3 separate regions of the Homo sapiens genome follow, and regions 2 and 3 are each linked to region 1. Evidence: chromatin contacts called from ENCODE Hi-C or POLR2A ChIA-PET data. All regions are on one chromosome and are shown on one strand. Each heading gives the region's core, a stretch centred on a gene start or an enhancer-like site at or near the end of the contact. The rest is flanking DNA. Distances are from core to core; before and after follow the strand shown.

The links. Hi-C counts contacts between places; a loop is a spot of excess contacts on that map. ChIA-PET counts read pairs that join two places held with the same protein, here RNA polymerase II (POLR2A). Pooled maps may share reads with other maps.
Region 2: a map with no recorded cell type shows a loop between it and region 1 (15-fold over the local background). The contact joins the promoter of CCDC47 here to the promoter of ERN1 in region 1. A Hi-C loop is called at or near these places in 8 of 37 single-sample maps with no recorded cell type and 14 of 50 pooled maps. POLR2A ChIA-PET finds 5 or more read pairs at or near these places in 3 of 52 experiments (GM12878, HEK293T and activated CD4-positive, alpha-beta T cell).
Region 3: a pooled map shows a loop between it and region 1 (2.5-fold over the local background). The contact joins the promoter of MILR1 here to the promoter of ERN1 in region 1. A Hi-C loop is called at or near these places in 2 of 50 pooled maps. POLR2A ChIA-PET finds 5 or more read pairs at or near these places in 9 of 52 experiments (A673, CD4-positive, alpha-beta memory T cell, GM10248 and 5 more).

What each region holds. Positions count from the first base shown.
Region 1 is chr17:64,127,474-64,132,347 of GRCh38, forward strand. It overlaps ERN1 (endoplasmic reticulum to nucleus signaling 1), which reads right to left and starts at 2,671. Exons shown (of 22, transcript NM_001433.5): 1 at 2,503-2,671. The coding sequence starts at 2,556. RefSeq lists silencers at 2,182-2,631, 2,722-2,851 and enhancers at 3,272-3,471, 3,522-3,571, 4,476-4,535.
Region 2 is chr17:63,770,975-63,775,848 of GRCh38, forward strand. It overlaps CCDC47 (coiled-coil domain containing 47), which reads right to left and starts at 2,623. Exons shown (of 13, transcript NM_020198.3): 1 at 2,438-2,623. It overlaps DDX42 (DEAD-box helicase 42), which reads left to right and starts at 3,196. Exons shown (of 18, transcript NM_203499.3): 1 at 3,196-3,402. RefSeq lists enhancers at 2,498-3,082, 2,795-3,104 and a silencer at 3,235-3,524.
Region 3 is chr17:64,446,138-64,451,011 of GRCh38, forward strand. MILR1 (mast cell immunoglobulin like receptor 1) reads left to right here and starts at 2,978. Exons shown (of 10, transcript NM_001085423.2): 1 at 2,978-3,086; 2 at 3,177-3,218. The coding sequence starts at 3,032. RefSeq lists a silencer at 2,841-2,890.

The DNA.
Region 1 (4,874 bases), core at 1,421-3,920:
CCGGGTGCGGTGGCTCATGCCTGTAATCCCAGCATTTTGGAAGGCCAAGGTGGGTGGATCACTTGAGGTCAGGAGTTCGAGACCAACCTGGCCAACATGGTGAAACCACGTCTCTACTAAAAATACAAAAATTAGCCGGGTGTAGTGGTGGGCTCCTGTAATCCCAGCTACTCGGGAGGCTGAGGCAGGAGAATCGCTTGAACCCGGGAGGCGGAGGTTGCAGTGAGCTGAGACCACACCATTGCACTCCAGCCTGGGCAACAAGAGCGAAGAAACTCCATATCAAAAAAAAAAAAAAAAAGAAGTAGTAGTAGTAGTAGTAAAAGAATATGCCTAGGGCACAGCTAGCAAGTGACCAGTTAGAACTCAGGTTTGTCTGATTTTATACCCACTGCGTTCTGCACATCACTGTTGCCTGGTTTAACTGCAAACTTTGCTATGAGTTTCATTTACAATTTTAAAATAATAATTCTTACTATGTTTGGGGGTAAAAACCCTTGGGAGAAAATTCTAGGAGTGAAATTCTGACCTTTCTTTTTTTTTTTTGAGACAGAGTCTTGCTCTGTCACCCAGGCTGGAGCACAGTGACTCCATCTCTGCAACCTCTGCCTCCCAGGTTCGGGTGATTCTCCTGCCTCAGCCTCCCCAGTAGCTGGGATTACAGGCCTGCGCTACCACGCCCGGCTAATTTTTTTTTTTTTTTTTTTTTGTATGTTTAGTAGAGACAAGGTTTCACCATGTTGGCCAGGCTGGTCTCAAACTCCTGACCTCAAGTGATCCACCCACCTCAGCCTCCCAAAGTGCTGGGATTACAGGCATGAGCCACCGGGCCCGGCCTGACCTTTCACCTAAATATAGTTACGCTAAACTATAACCTTTTGATAAGGGTCTGGAATATTTTATCATGAACTCTGAGAAGTTTGGATTTCTAAATACAAATTGGAAATATTTACACGAACTGAAACTATAGTTCCAACTACAGCTAAATCGTTATTTTTGGCTCTTTAGCCTAAGTTATTCAATAACCAAACACTAGAATCCAGTGACAAAGTAGCAAAAGGAAAGATGTGGCAAAGGAAACCATTATACACCTATCCCTTGACGTTATGAAATGATCGAATTCATGTCAAACATTTGGTCATTCTGCTTATACCTTCGTTTGTGAACAGATGCCAGGCAGTAGTTACCAATCCAAGGTGAGGTGCTCAAGTTCAAAACCTGACCTTAGTTGTAAAAGTGGGGTTTTTATTTGAAAGAAAAACTTAACTTCCACAAGTTCTATTATAAAGAGTCTACAAATTTTCCTTTATTTAAAAAAAAAAACCCTGAATTTGAAAAAGGCAACCTTATTTATTTACTTCTCCTGTTTCCAAATTCTTGTTACTCCAAGAGTACAGACAGTTATTTACCTAAAATGCAAAACCTCCAAAGAGTTCACACGGTGGCTGGCACTCAGGCACACACATGTCAGTGCTCTACTGGGACACCTGGTACATGATATCCCTATTAAAGAGTACACAGTACCTTTAAAGAGGTCATTAAACAGAACACGGACAAATTTGCCACGCTCACATCCTGAACAATACATTTTGTGAAAAACATTCGCTAATTTAGGTTCTTCCAACCAGAAGAAAAAAAAAAGCCAAGTCTCCCACAAAGTGCCCCCAAATCCACAGCTGAGTGAAGGTCATAAAGAGTTAAATGAATGTAAACCAGGCCCTATCATTCGTCTCCTCCAGAAAAAGATGAAAAGACATTTCTGATGGCCCCAGGTGCTCTCCCACGAGGAGACAGTCTTTCATTTGAGGTTCTGAAGCGGCCTCACCTCGAACCCATGCGGGATCTTCCAAGAGTGCAATTCCCACAGCTCCACTTGCTCAAGGAAGTCTCGGTGCACAGAAGGAAGCCTGCAGCCTCCCAGTACCAAGAAACCGGCAGGGCAAGTGGCAGAAGCCAGCTCTCGGGTGAGAGTCCTTACTCCCTGTTGCATTCGTTCCCCAAAGTTTTCGAATTTTTAAAAAGTTCAAACAAGGATTCGAAGCGCAGGACAGACCCTTCCCCTGGATCCCAACGCCCTTTCGGCTCCTCCGCGGCCCCCGCCAGGCAGCGCCGGCGCCCGCCCGCGAGGAGGAGGGTCCCGCAGGTGGGCGGCCTCCTCAGGCCGGGGCCTTCTGGGACCCCCAAGTGCCGTGCAGGACGCCACGAAGTTGCGCCCGAGCCCGCGGGGTCCGGGGAGCCGCTGCCCGTGACAGCCGCGCTGGCTTGGGAGGCTCTTCGGGCGGCCGACGCCTCGGTGGGGCCGCGACTCCCGTCAGGGAAGCTCTCCCGGCCCGGTGCCGCCTCCTACGCCCGGCCCGAGCCTCCCACGGCTGGGCTCACGGGGCATCTGGCCGCCGCCGTCGCGCTCCCAGCTCGGACTCCAGCCCCGGCGCCGCGACGCTGCCCCGGCCCCGACCCGGCCGTCGCGAGCTGTCCTCCACCCCACGCTCCCCGGTCACTCACCCCGAGGCCGGGCAGCAGCAGCGTCAGCAGCAGCAGCAGCCGCCGGGCCGGCATGGCGAGGACTCGGCCCTGGCTCCGGGGGCGGTACGGACAGAGGACGGGGCGGGGGCGCCGCGACGACAGCGAGGCGGTGACCGAGCCTCAGCGGACGCAGAACTGACTAGGCAGCGGCGGCACCCCCATTCCCGGCCCTATAAGCGCTGGGTGCCGCGGCTTCTTCCGGTCGGGGCGGAGTTGCGGGCGGGGACGGGGCGGGGCCAATCTAGGGGCGTGTTCGGGGCGGAGATGGGGGCGGGCCGAGGGCGTGCCCCGGGCGGGGATGTGGGAGGGGCTGGCTCGGGGCGGGGCCGAAGGCGGTGCTGGCATCTGGCTGGCTTCGCTCATGAGGCGTCGGCGGCTGTAAAGGACCAGGCCTCGGCATCCAGCGTCTGGGGGCGCTGGGGGATCGAGGCGCGAAGCTTGTCTGTGGCTGGGAAAGACCGGCAATGCCCCACCAGGCCGTCCCATTAACCCTGCCGAGGGACCTGCCGCGTCAGACTTCATCGGGGAAAAGGGCGGGACACGGGCGGTCCCGGGTGCCTAGAAGCCTCCTTTTCGTCTTTCCGCCGTGGTGGAATCATCCGCAAGGTTTACCGAGGCGACCTCCGGAGCGAAGGTTTCAGCAGCTACCGGAGGCTTCCAGCAAACACGGCGCAGCTGCCCCGCGCGGCAGTCGCAGTGTTCACAGCCCTAGGGTTCTCCAGCTGTGCCTCGTCTTCTCTGGGGCCCCTTTCTTCCTTTTCCTTGCCCTCAGGAATTCCCCTCAAGTCATATCCACCAGCCATCACTTCCGCTTGGAATGAACCACGGCCAAGTCACTCACCAAAAATTATAAGGAGGAAACCATTTCGGCCACTTGTGTCACGTGCGTTGATGTGACACGTGTGGATGTGAAGTTTGAGATGGTCTGCGTCACAACTCGTTGGAGGGAGTGGGTGGGTTGAGGCCTCCTGCAAGGTCTATGTGAGGGTGTGGAGTACTAATTAGAGTTAAAGAGCTCGGCAGCTGTTTGGTCACTGGCACTGGCCTCCACTGAGAGGGACATGGGTAGGGAGGACACGTCTTTTGCAAGGAAAGACAGTAAACTGAGATTTGGAGCCCAGGGAAAGGTATCTAACTTATCCTAGGAGAAAAAGAAAACGGCTATGAAATTCTCTAATTTTTCCTGACTTGCTTATATGAGAGCCTAAGATTTTTCAGGTTTGAAGGAAAAGAATAAGCACTCCTAGACAAAACAACAAAGTAGTAGTGGGGGACTGGCCAAATGTCCAGTCTGTGTGCATTGTGGTCAATCTTATCCAACTAAAACAGACCAAAATGACAGTAAGCCCAAATCCTGCAAATAGAGCTCCCCATTCCTAACCCCCTAGGCCTGGATTACAGTGAAGGGACTAAGTCCTACCGCATGCTGGAGACTCCAACACATCTCTGTAAGAGTGGGAAGAATCTTGGCAACTGTGAAAACAGTAGAGACATTTTGAAAAGTGTTACCTGAATGTCTAAATGCAAACAGAGGTTTGGGATTGGCAGAGAGATGTACTGAGAGGCCCAGCACTCCTGAGCAGTATAGCCGGGCTTCCAGGGAGGCCTACAGCCCTGAAACTGGGAGGAGCTCTTTATTTCTTGACCTTTTATCTTTTCTTTTTAGAGATGAGGTCTCACGGTGTTGCCCAGGCTGCTCTCAAACTCCTGGGCTCAAGAGATCCTCCCCAGTAGCTGGGACTTCAGGTGTGCCCCACGACACCTGGCTTGGGAGGACCTCTTTAGTGATTACCTGTCCAGTTTGCCAGCTGACAACAGCATCTGTTAGACCCTGTATACTTGACTTAAAAGAGAAGCTTGACTGAAAAATGTCACTTTCACATCCCCCCCTCTGGTGCTTTTTCTCAAACAGAGTAAGTCTAGGAGGGGAAAATTTGCTGTACTGGAACTCTGGCAGCCCTTTTACAATTCAAAATGTCACTGTGACCCTGTAACATCAGCAGATGAAACACAAAGGGGAATGCTGACCTCAATTTCACTCATAAATCAGTTTTAAAGATCGTAGAAAGAAAAAAAATCTGTTCCAAGAAGCCTGGACAGTTAGGTATTATTTATCTTACACTCAGTTGGACCAAATCCCCAGGGCTTAATTGCACTGTTACATGTTCTCTGAATTTCTTTCTTTTTTTTTTTTTTTTGAGACAGAGTTTCACTCTTTTGCCCAGGCTAGAGTGCAGTGGCACGATCGTGGCTCACTGCAACCTCTGCCTTTTCGGTTTCAAGCGATTCTCCTGCCTGAGACTCCCGAGTAGCTGGGATTACAGGTGCCTGCCACCACGCCTGGCTAATTT
Region 2 (4,874 bases), core at 1,373-3,872, 360 kb before region 1:
GAGACTGTGTCAAAAAAAAAAAAAAGAAAGAAAGAAAGAAAGGAAGGAAGGAAGGAAGGAAGGAAGGAAGGAAGAAAGAAAGAAAGAAATTAAATGTTCTTAGAATTAAAGTTCATAAAATTTGAAAGGTACAAATGATTTTGAGAAATGCCATAAAGGATAGGCCAACGGTACAGTAGGCCCTACCCATGGGTTCCACATCTGTGGATTCAACCAACCACAGATGGAACAGATTTGGAGGCAAGAACAGTTAAAAAAAAATACAATTAAATTAGGTATTATAAGTAATCTAGAGATAATTATATAGTGTATATACATATACATATATAAGTATATGGTAGGAGGTGCATAGGTTATACGTAAATACTACACCATTTTATATAAGGGACTTGAGTATCCATGGATTTTGGTATTCTCAAGGGGTCCTGGAACCAATCCCCCATACATATCAAGGGAGAACTAAACATTCTTTTTATACTAGTTGATCCTTCAGGTTAGTATCAAGGGACAATCTATGGGAAAGCATGCCACTTTGTCAATGCCAGCCTCAAAGAGGTATGGGATGTGTCTCTAAACATCCCTAGCTTCCTTTAACCATCTTTAGTTACTAATGAGTGTTTTTAAACTCTGGAATGTATATTTTCCACTTCCACTAGGCCTAAGGGTCTTCAGTCCTCTAAATTACTACCTGTTAAAGTTTCTCTTCTAGTTTTTCTAGGCTTTCCCTCTAGTTCTCATGTTGTGATATTTGGTCAAAAGTGGAAGAAATATAGAAAACAGCACATACTTTGGTGAAATTAGACTTGGTTTAAAATGTCAGCTCTAGGCCAGGCGTGGTGGTCCACGTCTGTAATCTCAGCACTTTGGGAGGCCGAGGTGGGTGGATCATTTGAGGTCAGGAGTTCGAGACCAGCTTGGCCAAAATAGTGAAACCCCACCTCTACTAAAAATACAAAAATTAGCCGGGCGTGGTGGCAGGCACCTGTAATCCCAGCTACTCGGGACGCTGAGGCAGGAGAATCGCTTGAACCCGAGAGATGGAGGTTGTAGTGAGCCAAGATTGCGCCACTGCACTCCAGCCTGGGCAACAGGGTGAGACTCTGTCTCAAAAAAATAGATAAATAATAAAATAAAATGTCAGCTCTACCATTTACCAGCAATATGACCTTAGCCTAATTACTTAAAATTCCCTGTTCTCCACATACAAAAAAGGGATACCATTTGCTACTTGCCTCTTAGGGCTGCAGTGGGTATTACGGGAGATATGTACCAAGGGTTTTTTTTTTTTTTTTTTTTTGAGACGGAGTCTGACTCTGTCACCCAGGCTGGAGTGCAGTGGCACGATCTCGGCTCACTGCAAGCTCCGCCTCCCGGGTTCACGCCATTCTTCTGCCTCAGCCTCCCAAGTAGCTGGGACTACAGGCGCTCGCCACCACGCAGGGCTAATTTTTTGTATTTTTAGTAGAGACGGGGTTTCACTGTGTTAGCCAGGATGGTCTCGATCTCCTGACCTCGTGATCCACCCGTCTCGGCCTCCCAAAGTGCTGGGATTACAGACGTGGGCCACCGCGCCCAGCCTCCTTTTCAAATCCTACTCTTAAAACTTTTTTTTCATATAGAAGCAACTAAAAGTTAACACCGGAACAGTCAACTCGATTAACAGCCTGCCAAAAGATCCGATCATTTCAAATTGAATTTCCAATTAGAATATTCACACCATAGAAACACTTCTGAGATAACTCAGCACTATAATGGAGATCCTTCAAGGTTATTTAGGTTACAATCATCCAAGCCATTTTTACCTTGGTTTTCCCTCTTAGAAGTCTCCGCTGCACCTGTCAGTTCTCAAATGCACAAGTCCTTGCCAGACCACCCAGCCTCTATGACTCCTGAAGCAAGCAACACAGGACCAAGGAAAATTCACACAAGCGCTAACAAGTCTGGTTTGATTATTTTCTGCAAGCTCATCCAATAGTTCCTCAGCGACTGAGTCTAGACTTGAGGAAAGAGGACTGAGTGAGGCCATCATTCCTTGTTGTCATTTTAGATTAGGTCTTCCTGACAACGGCCAAAACGAGTATTCTGGAAATCATGCAGACTTTCCTCTGTCTCTTTATATGTGTTGGATACAAACACGTTTCATTTTAGAAACCTCCAGAAGAGACTGGCCACAGAGGTTTTTGCTTCTATTAAACCCCTTTGCCTAGTTTCTCCCCACCCAAGAGAATCAATACATCCTAATGTCATCCTCCGGCACACACTGTACATTTCCTCTAACTCTGCCCTTTTGGCTATCATTTGCTCACAGCTCCGTGGGAAAGTTCCCCCAAACCATTACAATTATCTCAACCGGACCGGGCTACAGGCCAAGCAACTCGGAGTCACCGCTCGGCCTGGCCCGGCCACGCCGACGAGCGCGTCCTGGCCCGCTCCTTACCTGTGGCCGAAGCCGAAACCCGGCCCAGCGCCCTGCGTCCGACACCCCTGCCCGGCCTGCCTCTCGGCCTGGCCGCCGCCTCCGCGATCGCAGCGGTTTTACTGCCCCGGATGCCTCTAGGACGCAGCCAGAACCGTAGCTCAGTCACGCCGCGCCTCTCTTCACGTAGCCTCCGCCGTCCGTTACGTAGAATGCGAGCGGCTCGTCAGCGCCTGCGCGCAGCCTGCGGGGCGGGACGCAACCCCGGGGAAAGCGCGAGACCTCCCTCTCTCCCGCCCGGCTGAGGCGAGGTGGGGCTTTTGGGAAAATTACATAATCCCCGCCCCTGGGCCGGAACTGCCCTCGCCTATCCCAATCCTCCTACCTAGGATTCCGTCAAGTTGACGTCACACGGAACCGGTGCTCCGGAAGCTAAAGGTGGCCATGCTGTGTGGGACCACGTGGCCAGAGGCAAGAGTGTCGCTCTAGTAGTATATGCAACAGTTTAAACTATAGGCATGTTCATGTAAATATGGTTTCTGTCCAACCCGTTTTCTCTTGGGATTTTTGGCTAGCCCCTTGACGCCACTTTTTCTTCATTCGCAGACCCACTTTCTAGATGGGTCATGAACACTGTCCACCCAACTGCAGTTTCCCGTCAGAGTATCTGAGGAGCCTGTGAGGCGTTCTGGAGCTTTAAGGTCAGGCGCCTTCCGGGAGCCGTAGCCCCGGCCCCGCCCTTCTGCCCGCGCGTTCCTCACTGCGCATGTCGCGTTTTTGTTCCCCTCCCCCCTTCAGCAACGGGCCGTGAGGCGGTGGCGGTGGTGGCGGTGGCGGCGGCGGTGGTGGTGGTGGCGGCGGCGGCGGCGAAGGGGGCGGAGAGGAAGGAGCGCGGCGGGACCGGGCCGGGACAGCGCGTACTTTGGGCTCCGGGATTCGCTCCGCGCCCGCGGTTGTAGCAGCTGCCGCTGCAGCCATAGCAGCAGGTTTGTGCGTGGGGTTTCTGGACGCAAGGCCGCCAGTCCTTGGGGGCACTGGAGGCAACTGCTGGGCCTAGCGAGGGCGGAGGAACCGCGGCCTCGCTTAACAAAGAGTCGGCAGAGCCTCGGGGCACCGGCGGCCGGGGTGCCGGGAAGGGGTGGGAGTGGGGGCTGAGGCCTCTAGGGTTCCTTCCTAGCCGCGTCGCCCTCCCACAGCTCCCGCTTCCCTCACAAGTCTTACCGAGGCCCAGTTGGCGGCTTTCCGGAGGCGGCGCCCCCTCGCCTAGGAAAAGGATTTGCAGGGTGCCCGGCTCCAGGGCAGGAATAGCGCGGGGAGAATTCTGACCCAAGGAGGCAGCGCTTGGGAGATGCAGGCCTCCGAATTTGGGGTCCTGAGAGGCAAAAGCTGCCAAATGAGAGGAGTGAAAAGATATAGGCGATGATCTTTGTGCAGCGTTGAGTAGGTCGATTATTAGCATCACTGTAGTCACACAAACTTTTTTGCGGCCTACTTGAGAGCGTATCTGATGTGAATAAATAATTTACATGGAATTGCAAACATATGCATCAAAAACAGGAGAAGCTGTCGAGAGTTTTGGGGAATTACATTCTCATCACTGAGAATTTCCCTCTTGCCCCCACTCCTATAGGCAGTTATCCAATTTCTTGTGGCTTCCCTGTGTTTTCTTTTTGTCAATGATGTTTCTATGTCTGTCCTCTCTCGTATACACACCCAGGACTTCCTCAAGCGCAGGGACTATGTCTTAAGGCGCTTTGCAGAGCCAAGCTCATTTCTGGCACATAAGAGGTGAGCAATGAGTGTTTCGTACAAAAATTAATGTTTATATTTTGACAGCTGGGAAAAGAAAATATATCTTCCTGTACCTGGAAGAAGCATTGTGTAGCCTAATGTGCAATTCGTTCATTCAAGGGGTATTTTTATTGGTGCCTATTCTCTAGCGCCGTTCTAGGTGATAGGGATAGGTGTTAGACCCCTGCCTTTGGGGAACTTAACTTTCTAGTAGCGGGAGGAGAGGCAAACAGATACATATATTATACTGAATGTTAGAAGATGATCAGTATCTTAGGGAAAAGAAAGCTGGAAAGGGGGTTGGGGAGGTGGTGGTGTTGGAATTTGCAATAAAGTGGTCAGGGAAGTCCATACAGACAAGCTGATATTTAAGCGGACTAGAAGGTGGAGTGAGAGCCTACGTTTATCTGGGGAAAGGAACGTTCCAAGCTAGAGAATAACAAACATAAAAGCCTTGAGGAGGACAAAGCTGGCCCGTTAAGAGTGTGAAGACCAACGCGTTTGGAGCACTGTGAGCTGAGGGAGTATTAGGAGATAAGGTCAGGGAAGAATTGGGGGAAGGGAGTGAGCGGAACAACCAAAGCCTTTTAGGCTGTTACTTAGGAAGGATCTGAGGGTTTCGATCAGAGGAATGATAATATCTGATTTATATTGTAACAATTTAATA
Region 3 (4,874 bases), core at 1,728-4,227, 320 kb after region 1:
AGCCACTGTGCCCGGCCTCCAGATAGTTTTTCTATGTATACAAATTATGCACTTTCTTATTTAGAAAAATGATTTATGTTATTACAACTGTTAATAATACCTTTTCTCTTTTCTTAAGTATATTGTGATTCTCTTACCACATCATGAAATGTTCTTCTACATCACCATTAAAAATTCTTTTTTTTTTTTTTTTGAGACAGTGTCTTTCAAAAGTGCAGTTCTGAATCAAGGCAGCCTTGAAGTCTTGTTATTATGGCAAGCCCTCCAGTGCCAGGAGAACTGAGGTAGGAGTAAACTCAGATCAGCCTTTGAAATAGAATGTGTGAGGCCAGGTGCAGTGGCTCATGCCTGTAGTCTCAGCACTTTGGGAGACTGAGGTGGGTAGATCACTTGAGATCAGGAATTTGAGACCAGCCTGGTCAACATGGCGAAACCTCATCTCTAGTAAAAATTAAAAAAATTAGCTGGGCGTGGTGGCAAGTGCCTGTAATCCCAGCTACTTGGGAACCTGGGAACTGTGGAGGTTGCAGTGGCCCGAGATGGCGCCACTGCAGCTATTACTCCAGTTTGAAAATACTAGAAGTTGCCAATATATATTTTTTCCATTGCCAGACTTGTCTGCAATTTGTACTGGATCTGATAGAGAAACCATTTCCATGGGTCTATATGAAAATGTGGAGCCGGGGGTAGTGGCTCACGCCTGTAATCCCACAACTTCGGGAGGCCGAGGCAGGCAGATCACCTGAGGTCAGGAGTTCGAGACCAGCCTGGCCAATGGGGTGAAATCCCGTCTCTACTAAAAATACACAATTTAGCCAGGTGTGGTGGCACGTACCTGTAATCCCAGTTACTTGGGAGGGTGAGGCAGGAGAATCCCTTGAACCCAGGAGGTGGAGGTTTCAGTGAGCCGAGATAGCGCCACTGCACTCCAGCCTGGGCAACAGAGCGAGACTCCATCTCAAAAAAAAAAAAAAAAAAAGAGAGAGAAAGAAAATGTGGGTGCGGGGAATGATTCTATGGTTGTCTGTTCTTTTCCAGCTGGCCAGCAGTGGTAGCCAAAAAGTGACAGGATGCTGATGAAAAACATTGCAGACGTGAAGAAAAGAAAAAGTTGATGGAATTTTGCACATGTATCTGACAGTTCACCCATCCAAACTTTTATAAAGTGCTGTAAAGTTGTTGTAGTAAGGGTGGGGCATGGTGGTTCATGCTTGTAATCCTAGCACTTTTGGAGGCCACACGCAGGAGAATCGCTTGAGCCCAGGAGTTCAAAACCAGCCTGGGCAATATAGTGAGACTTCATCTCTATAAAAAAGTTAAAAACCTAGTAGTGTATGGTGGTTTGTGCCTGTGGTCCCAGCTACTAGAGAGGCTGAGGTGGAAAGATAGTTTGATTCTGGTAAGTGGAGATTGCAGTGAGCCAAGATGGTGCCACTGTGCTCTAGCTTGGGAGACAGAGCAAGATTCAGTATCAAACCTCCTAGCTAGAGGATGCTAGCTAGGTGACGCTGAGTCAATAAGGAAGGATTTGGTTACATCTTGGGACCTAAGGTACAGAGATGAATGTCCCAGCTCAAGGCTGCCCCAGCCATTCAACTCCTTGCTTCCTCTCTTGGTGGACCTGTCAATTCTTGCAAGTGTCAACCAGCTGTCTTGCCCACCTAGCCCTATAGTCATACCTTTCTATCCTTTTGGTGATCTCCACTCCATCAAGAAGTGGCTCTGCACATTCTATTTCAACTGACTTTTTTTTTTTTTTTTTGAGACAGAGTTTTGCTCTATCACCCAGGCTGGAGTGCAGTGGTGCAATCTTGGCTCACTGCAACCTCCACCTCCCGGGTTCAAACGATTCTTCTGCCTCAGCCCCTCAAGTAGCTGGAATTATAGGCACGCATCACCACACCCAGTTAAGTTTTTTGTATTTTTACTAGTGATGGGATTTCGCTGTGTTGGCCAGGCTGGTGTCAAACTCCTGACCTCGGGTGATCCGCCTGCCTCAGCCTTCCGAAGTGCTAGGATTACAGGCATGAGCCACCGCACCCAGCCTGCACGTTCTATTTCAAAGGCTGATCTAAGGTAACTCCTACTTCAGATCTCCTGGCACTGGAGGGCTTGCCGTAATATCAAGTCCCCAAGGCTCCCTTGATTCAGAAATCACTGAGGCAGCAGCACCTTGTACAGATATTTCTCAGCCTTCACTGTGCGTAAGAATTGCTCAGGGCCCTTGTTTAAAAAAAAAAAAATCAGCGTCCTGGACTTGAAACCCAGTAAGTCTGGAGTGGGGTCTAGGAATCAACGTTTAACAAAAGCAGGCATTTTTGGCCAGGCACAGTAGCTCACACCTGTAATCCCAGCACTTTGGGAGGCTGAGGCGGGAGGATCACTTGAGCTCAGGAGTTTAACACCAGCCTGGGCAACTAGACCCCTGTCTTTACAAATAAAAATAATTAGCCAGTCCTGATGGTGCACACCTGTGGTCCCAGCTACTCAGGAGCCTGAGGTGGGACGAGCACTTGAGCCCAGGAGTTTGAGGCTGCAATGAGCTATGATCACAGCACTCCACTCCAACCTGGGTGACAGAGTGAGGCCAGTCTCAAAAAAAAAAAGCAGGCATTTTTGATACAATATTTGTATGTATCTGCTTAAGACAGTCGGTTTGCTTCCAAAGACTAAATCAAACTTCCACCAAACTCCTTTTGGCATAGACTGAGTCCAGAGCAAGGAGATCAGATGGGTTTACATAGACAATGTAACAGTCAGATTTACCTCTTCTCTTTCCCAGCCAGCATGGGACGATGTGGGGGTGTGGGGGGGTGGGGGGGGCGGGGGAGTGGCAATCTACCAAATATCTCTCTTCTTACAGGAACTCACAGAGGAAGACAGATTGGTCGAACAAACCAGTATTATGCAAACCTCATCCAAACCCTCTGATTTCCTTAACTTGGCTAAGAAAAAGAGGAAGTTCTCCGAGTTACTCACCACTGTGGTTCTACTATGCCTTCTGACCCCGTCTTGGACTTCAACTGGGAGAATGTGGAGCCATTTGAACAGGCTCCTCTTCTGGAGCATATTTTCTTCTGTCACTTGTAAGCCCCCCTTATCATTCTGAGGCTCGAACCTCCAAGCCAACGTGTCATGTGGAAAGTGAGCTTTATCGTGTTCCTTTTCTGTTTCAGGTAGAAAAGCTGTATTGGATTGTGAGGCAATGAAAACAAATGGTAAGTTTCATTTACTTCTTTCTTATTGAAACCATTTTCACTGAAGTGGTGAGACAGTCTGATTGCAACATAAGCGTCCATTCAAAAGTGTTTCTGAGCTTTTATGAACAACCAAAGAACAGTCTTTTCAATTATCTATCATTTAAAATAAAATGATTTTAGGGAGGGGATTGCAGCATTTTTTTCTGAGACTCAGTGAGAAAAATAATGAAATTTGTTTTCACAATGAAAGTTTTCTAACTTTCCTTGTTATTGTTGTTTTATGGTTGTTGTGTTTTAACTAGAAAGCCAACACACAGGCTGGGTGTGGTGCCTCCGGCCTGTAATCGCAGCACTTTGGAAGGCTAATGGGGTAGGATTGCTTGAGCTCAGGAGTTTGAGACCAGCCTGAACAACATAGTGATACCTCGTTTCTTAAAAAAATAAAACAAAATAAAAAAACCCACAGAATTATTGTGAAATAATTCAAGCAACACTAGAAATATACATTGGGAAGTGGTCTAACCTCTGGTTCTACTAGTTACTAGCCAGCAGCCTGAGCTCATGACATACCCAGTTTGACCTTAATTTCTTTCTTTCTTTCTTTCTTTCTTTTTTTTTTTGAGATGGAGTCTCAGTCTGTCGCCCAGGCTGGAGTCAGTGGTGCAATCTCGGCTCACTGCAACCTCTGCCTCCCAGGTTCAAGTGATTCTCCTGCCTCAGCCTCCCGAGTAGCTGGGACTACAGGCGTGTGCCACCAAGCCTGGCTAATGTTTTGTATTTTTTGTAGAGACGGGGTTTCACATCGTTAGCCAGGATGGTCTCGATCTCCTGACCTCGTGATCCGCCCACCTTGGCCTCCCAAAGTGCTGGGATTACAGGCGTGAGACACTGTAATTTATTTCATCTGTGAAGTGGGCTAATAAAAGCACCTACCTGGTAGGCTAGTGTGCAGATCAAATGAGACAATCCCTGCTCCTCGTCACAGTGCCAGGCATATGGTAAACCATCCGTAAGTGATAGCCAAGGTGGTGGTTGTTACTGTATAAAATGTAAAAGTTCTGTTACAATCCTCCTCCAATTCTTCTCCCCTTCCTATCCAGAAGCAGCCGTTATCAACAGTCACTTTATATTCGTTATCTTTTTTTGTTTGTTTGTTTTTGAGACAGAGTTTCACTCTTGTTGCCCAGGCTGGAGTACAGTGGCACAATCTCGGCTCACTGCAACCTCCGCCTCCTGGGTTCAAGGGATCCTCCTGCCTCAGCCTCCCGAGTAGCTGGGATTACAGGCACGTGCCACCATGCCTGGGTAATTTTTGTATTGTTTTTTGGTAGAGACGGGGTGTCATCATGTTGGCCAGGCTGTTCTTGAACTCTTGACCTCGTGATCCTCCTGCCTCTGCCTCCCAAAGTGCTGGGGTTACAGGCATGAGCTACCACACCAGCCTTAGCTCCTCTTTTTCAACAGCTGCATGGTATTTTAAGACTCAGCCATGATTCGTTTAACCATCCTTATTTATTGCCCTGCTTTTTGGGGGCAATATAAACAATGCTACAATAAACATCCTTGTACACAACGTCCTTTGTGGATGCATGAGAGCTTGAAAGCATCTCTGTAGAATGAAATTCTAGAATTGAAATTGCAAGGTCATAGGGCATACACATTTAAATTGTTACA